Linked DNA regions of Homo sapiens: region 1 is linked to region 2. A link is a contact called in ENCODE Hi-C data. All regions are on one chromosome and are shown on one strand. The core of a region is the stretch at or near the end of the contact, and the rest is flanking DNA. Distances in the headings are between cores, read along the strand shown. Region 1 overlaps CYFIP2 (cytoplasmic FMR1 interacting protein 2). Region 2 holds the start of HAND1 (heart and neural crest derivatives expressed 1).

The links. Hi-C counts contacts between places; a loop is a spot of excess contacts on that map. Pooled maps may share reads with other maps.
Region 1: a map of sigmoid colon shows a loop between it and region 2 (6-fold over the local background). The contact joins the enhancer-like site here to the promoter of HAND1 in region 2. A Hi-C loop is called at or near these places in 1 of 168 maps with a recorded cell type or tissue (sigmoid colon) and 3 of 50 pooled maps.

What each region holds. Positions count from the first base shown.
Region 1 is chr5:157,383,693-157,386,852 of GRCh38, forward strand. All of the region lies in intron 28 of CYFIP2 (cytoplasmic FMR1 interacting protein 2), which reads left to right. All of the region lies in intron 1 of NIPAL4-DT (NIPAL4 divergent transcript), which reads right to left. Among named protein-coding and RNA genes, the nearest start is that of FNDC9, 40 kb to the left of the region's middle. Within about 2 kb of position 1,468, at least 15 of the 41 ENCODE cell types and tissues checked have a DNase peak (open chromatin) inside an H3K27ac peak, as active enhancers do; they include sigmoid colon, where a contact is called at or near this core.
Region 2 is chr5:154,476,090-154,479,578 of GRCh38, forward strand. HAND1 (heart and neural crest derivatives expressed 1) reads right to left here and starts at 2,138. Exons shown (of 2, transcript NM_004821.3): 1 at 1,377-2,138. The coding sequence starts at 1,919. RefSeq lists an enhancer at 1-812.

The DNA of each region.
Region 1 (3,160 bases), core at 218-2,717, 2.9 Mb after region 2:
GCAGTTCACTTCTGGATACTTTTGCTAAAGAAACACTTAACGGAACACTAGATGCTTATGTAACATTGTTTGTTAAAGCAAAAACTAGAAACAACCCAAACATCTAATAGTAAAGCATTGATTAAATAAAATGCCAGGTTATTGCATATCACGTATGTACTTAATACATAATGAAAAGGCAAAATTAGATCTTGTTGCATCAGTGTGGATAGATCATAGGCACAGTCAATTGGATGAAGCAAGCTGCACTACAGTTCATGCAGGATGATGGCTTTTTTTAAATGCACACAACAAAACCATATAAAACTCTTCTGAAAATGTCTGGAATGATGTCTACCTAGTTTATCATGGTGGCAACCTCTGAAGAGAGATGAGATAGAATAGAGTGGGAGAGAAAGAAGACTTCAGCCTTTTCTGTAGTGTTCTAACAAGGGTGAATGAGCTTATATGTTATTCTGTAATTGTTAAAAACCAGTACGAGTCACGATGAACATCAAGATGAGTAAGACAGGACCCCTGCCTTCAGAGAATTCAGATTATGCAGGGAGCAGGAAGGAAGAGAAATAGGGGGAGAGCGGAGAAACAAAAGGCATGTGCTATCTCCTTTCAAGTTGATTTCAGCAAGCTTCACATTTTGGGGGCAGGCAGGGGAAGAATTCTAGAAGAGAAACAGGGTATTCTAGTGAGACAAGCCAATGCTGACTGTTTAAGAGATTTAGGATTGAAATCTGCTTTTGAACTCGCATTCCGGCGGTCCTCTTTGGTGTTCTCACCAAGGGCAAAAGGACTCAAATCCTCAGCGGAGGACAGAAGGTGGCCTCTCTTCTGGCAAAACATGGTAAGTATTTTTGGAGCACGATGCAAAGCCTCATCTGCACAGACGTCATGCTGAGGAAGCCACCCCAGCCCGGCCCCCGCATGCCACCAACCTCCTTCTGAAAATGGTGATTAAAAGCTAATCATGGGGCCGGGCGCGGTGGCTCACACCTGTAATCCCAGCACTTTGGAAGGCCGAGGCAGGCGGATCACCTCAGGTCAGGAGGTCGAGACCAGCCTGGCCAACATGGTGAAACCCCAACTCTACCAAAAACACAAAAATTAGCCAGGCGTGGTGGCGGGCACTTGTAATCCCAGCTACTTGGGAGGCTGAGGCAGGAGAATTGCTTGAACCCAAGAGGTGGAGGCTGCAGTGAGCTGAGATCATGCCACTGCACTCCAGCCTGGGCAACAGAGCAAGACTCCATCTCAAAAAAAAAAAAAAAAAAAAAAAAGCAGCTAATGGTGGTTGGGTTCTTTGACTCACCAGAGAGAGAACTCAGATACTGTAGAGCACACACATTTTCTTTTTTGGCCTGCAGAGGCTAAACAGAGGAGATCCTCTCCAGTGATTTCCTTTTAGGGAGAAAACCCAGTGAGTGACATGTGAATGTGTCTGCTCCACTGCTGCTGTCATCCTGCAGGCATCCCGCCTCTCACTCCGAAGTCTGGCATGTGTTTCCACTTAGAGGACTGTGAATTCCTTCCCTGTTCTGGTGAACACCATTTCCTTGGGACTGATAGAAATCTCAGTCTGTCAAATGCCTAGTGTTTAACAAATAAAAGCCTAGACATTCTGTGAGACAGGAAATGCTAGTTTTATAAGTCTCCCATTCCTCAAGAAATAGTCCAAAACTTAGTCATTCCATGAACCAAAGAAAAGTTAACAAAATATTAACTTCTGAGAAGGTTTGGGCACAGGGTACTCGTAAGATATCTAGGAGGTGACAGAGGAAGTCTGCAACATATTTAAAGCCGGGAAGCTTGAGCAGTATTGCATTCTTTGCATTTGTTTGAGACAAATTGAAGTGACCTGGTTTGTTGCCCCACACTATCACCAAGAAGAAAAACTTGGGGCTGGGGGAGGTTAAAAGACAGGGATCCTTGTCCCTTCTCCACCCCTGAATTATCTAGTGCAAGCCATTTTTCTCAATCTTTATTTTACCATCTATGTAATGGGATCATAGCTGCTTTACCTGCCTTTCTTGTTATCACGAGCAAATAATAGAAGCATAAGAATTCAAAAAACATTGAGGTTTTTGAGAAGGAATATTGTTACATATTCCTTCTCAAAGTTATAGAGAAGGAATATTGATGATTCCGGCACAGCTTCACAAATGTTTTCTCTATCCCCTTGTTAAACTCACATAAGAAGGGCAGAAAGAGAAATACTCCCCACCGAGGGGAATAGAAAAGAAATGGATAAAAGCTATGTTAAACACTCCCCTCCCTACATAACACCAAACTGCAAATTGAGGGTATTTGCAGGAAGCGAGCTATAAAGCACATTTTCAAAGCAAAGAGAAAATGATAGACATACCAAAAGACAAGATGTGAAAGAAAACTCACAACATAAAAAAATACAATGTTAACACACACGGAAAAGTATCTGGCCTTACCAGTAATCAGTGAAATGCACATTCAAAGAATGAGGTAAAATTTTTAAAATTTTTCATCTCAAGTTGATGAAGACTATTTCTGAATGGAATAATTTTATTATTATTATTGAGACAGGGTCTTTGCCTGTCACCCAAGCTGGAGTGCAGTGGTGTGATCACAGCTCACTGCAGCCTCAGCCTCCCAGGCTCAAGCAATCTTCCTGCCTCAGCCTCCCGAGAAGCTGGGATGACAGGCGCACAACACCATACCTGGATAATTTTTTTTTTATTTTTATAGAGATGAGGTGTCACTATGTTGCCCAGTCTGGGATACAGGAGTATTCATGAGGGTACAAGGAACAGGCTTCACACAGGTAGATGCACACGGATCAACTTTCCTTGAGAATAGTTTGCCACTGTATAGCAGATGCCTTTTACAATATTTATACTCATTGACCCTTCAGTTACTAAGTATTCATCCTAACAAAATGCTCAGCGGTAGCTCACACGATGTTATGTATAAGGATGGTGGGCTGGGCATGGTGGCTCACACCTGGAATCCCAGCACTTTGGGAGGCCAAGGTGGGTGGATCATGTGAGGTCAGGAGTTCAAGACCAGCCTGGCCAACGTGGTGAAACCCCATCTCTACTAAAAATGCAAAAATTAGTCGGGCGTGGTGGCCCACGCCTGTGATCCCAGATACTCAGGAGGCTGAGGCAGGAGAATGGCTCGAACCCGGGAGGTG
Region 2 (3,489 bases), core at 888-3,387:
CCTTTATGCGCGGAGTTCCTGGGACCCGGGATGGGCTGGGCAGCTTCGGGAGGTTTGGTAAGGAAAATGTTCTGCGTCTGGTGAAACTGACGCGCGTTGATTTGGCTTTAGGACACCTAAGGGAGATCCCAGGATATTGGAAGGGAGGGGTGGAAATCCACGGTTCTCCCGCTCTCGCTGCACCCCACACACTTCCGCCAGCCTCCCAACCTGGTTTAAACATCAGGGCTTGGATGCAGGCTTGGGGCCCCCTAAGCCGGAGCTGGGAGCCTCAGATACGGAGGTAAAAGAGCGGGGAGTCGAGCTGGCCTAGCGTCCTCCTTCCCGCTCTTTCAGCAGGAACCAAGCGGTGCTACTTGAAGGAGGCGGCGACGCGTGGGGGCCGGGATCCGCCCAATAACAACTTCTTTCGAGGCGCCGCACCTCGAAAGAAGCCGGCCTGCACCATCCCCAGTCCGGGGCAGCCGTTTAGAGACTCGATGCCTATTTATCTTTCCCTCGTCCCTGGATGAGCTTTCGTCAGTTTACCACAGGCCCCCGCAGGTTGGATAAACCAGGTGGGGCGCTTCAGCTGGCTCCACTCCGCTACGGCCTTAAGCCCCCCAACCTAGAGAAACTGATTGGCCAGCCTGAAAACCCAGCGCTCAGAAGCCCCCAGCCCCGGACAGCCAGACCGAGTGCCAGGAAGTGTCACCCTAACCGGAGAGGATCAAGAAGGCCAAGACGAGACTGCGCTCTCCAAAGCTAAAAGAAGTGGCTCTTATTTACATGCAAAGCCACTGAAGTCGTCCTCAGAACCAGTCCATGGGGAGAACCAGAACTGGCCCTGGACTGAGTAGAAGACCCGATCTGTTTTACCTCACCTCCACCCTGGACTCCTCAGATAGGTGCTTTTCCTGCCCCGACCCACTCTGGGCCCTCAGTTTCCCTATTTATACAATGATGGAAGTAGACTAGCCGGTCCAGCAAAGGCCCTTTGAAAACAGGAACCGAGCCCGGGCACATAAATTCAAACTCAAAGTAAAGAACTTTAACACATATTCTTAACCTGGCTTCCAGGAGAGCCCAGGAATGAATCAGGACTTCTCCAAATTGGAAGCAAAACCTGTGGTGTGTGCATTTTTGGAGGGTCCGAGGCTCCAAACAGATTATTCACTCAGTATTACAAACACTCTCCCGTATTACAAATGAATTCTATGACGAATCTGCCTCCCTCCATGCACAGGATCGCACGCTGTGACCAACCATCTCAGAACTCTTCCCAACCTTTCCAAATCGGACACAGGACAACACAGCCTCCTTCGACTACCTGCATGGCCTGAGGCTGCTCACCGCTCCTGCACCCTTGGCTGGAGCATGCAAGCCCCAGGACTCACCAGCTCCCTTTTCCGCTTGCTCTCACGGCCGCCATCCGCCTTCTTGAGTTCAGCCTTGAAGGCCTCGGGATCGCCAGACTGTGCATCCTTGGCCAGCACGTCCATCAGGTAGGCGATGTAGCTGGTGGCTAGGCGCAGAGTCTTGATCTTGGAGAGCTTGGTGTCGGCCGGCACGTTGGGGATGCACTCGCGCAACTCCGCGAATGCGCTGTTAATGCTCTCAGTGCGTCTCCGCTCCTTCTTGGGTCCTGAGCCTTTCCGCCGGCCAAGACGGCCGCCAAGCGCCTCCAGCCGCCCGGGGCTCTGCCCAGGCCTGGCGTCAGGACCATAGGCGGTGGCGGCTGCAGCGGCCGCGGGCGGCGGCCCGCCCGCAGGGAAGTCCGGGGCAGCGTCAGCCGGGCTCAGCAGCCAGCTCTGGAAGTAGGGCCTTTCCTGATGACAGCGCGAGGCCGGACCGAAGAGGAAGGGTTCGTGGAGCATGGGGTGCGCAGGGTGCGGGTGGTGATGGTGGTGATGGTGTGCGTAGCTGCCCACGAGGTTCATGTTGGAGCGGCTACTGGCCTGCGCCGCCAGCCCTATTAACGCCGCTCCATGCGCCCCAGAGACTGCCGGGGGCCACCTGTGGGCTCTGGAGCCACTACTGGGCGCCGGCTTTGGGAGAGTCCGGGCAAGGCTGAAAATGAGACGCGCAGCCCACTGTCTTCTTACCGGTTTCTGCCGCGGGCGAGGTCGCCGAAGCCCAAAGACCTGTTTAACCCTTCTGCGGACTCCCCTGCGGATCTGGCTTATATAAGACCGCGGCTTTGATGTCAACCTCTCCCGGGAGCCAATGGCAGGGGGGCGGGGATAAGGAAAAGGGGGAGTGGCTATCCCAGGTTTTACGCTCAGCCCGCGCCACTCTAGTCCGCCAGCAGGGACTGGGAACCGGCCCCGCCTCTGCCCCTCCCACTCAGCTCCCTGCTCTGCGGGCTTAGGGGGGCGGGCTGCTGGGGGTGTTGAGGGGGCGGGCACGGGGACTACGTACTTGAGGCACAGGACGGCCAACGCCCTGGACTGTTGCTGCCACCCCCTCCCCACGGATCCAAGGAAAGGAATCCAGAATCACCAAGCGAAAAGAAGGCCTACACCTAGAGCCCGCCTTTTGATTTTACAGACAAGGAAACTGAGGCCCAGGGAAAGAAAGGTTCTTGTTTCTAGACTGTCTAGAAGTCTAAATAGGAATTCCAGCAGTTCCCAGTCCCGAGCTCCAACTGCTCTGCTCGGCGTCAGAGCTAGAAGATGAGAGGGCGCTGCTGAAGACAGGATAGGCCGCTAACGTTCTTCCCTAACACCTTCCAGCCCTCCGCCCCCACCCCCACCCCTTAGTCATCGGCCCTTTCTGGAGAGACTGGGAGCCGCTTGTGCACGGGGTCGTTACCAGCCCGCCAATTCTGACCCAGCCTCAGGCAGACGGGCACGCAGCTACTGACCAGCGAAGAAGCCTTTCGGAGGCAGGGGTAGGGGTGGGGCGGGAAGGAGGAGGCGGACTCCAGGCCCACGGGCATCGACGGGTTTGTTCCCGGCTTGAGGGTCTGAGATCCACTCCGGCCTCCCGGGTGCCTGATCCATTCCGAAGGCCAGCCCGGCTGGCGCAGAGACAGTCTGGCGTCCGCCTTGGGCCCGGGGCATCTGGCCAGCAGGTCTCCTCTGGTCTGTCCGCAGGACTCGCACCGAGACCTGGGAGCGCGGCTACGTCGGGCCGCTCTACCCAGATCATCACTCCTTAAGAATCTTTGGTTCTTTAAAGACACCGGCCCCGAAGCTCACACCTCGAGACACCAGCATTCGGCGTTAGACACACGCAGAGGGGACCAAGACTGCACAGCATCCGCGAGGCTCGCACAGGCAAACGCGACGTCCGGCATCTCTCACGCATCAGCGCAGAGGCGCGACTCGGCTGCACGACCCTCCGAGATTTCACCCCGGGGGTAGGGCCATTCCCTGCCAGCCGGACTCTCTCCACTGTGGGCTTTCCCCAGGCTCGCGTTGGAATCTGGGAATCCCGGAGTGGTGACGCTTCAAGCTGGGGACTCTCGGTCTTACCTCCCGCTGTGGTTCCTTTCTTGGCCGATGT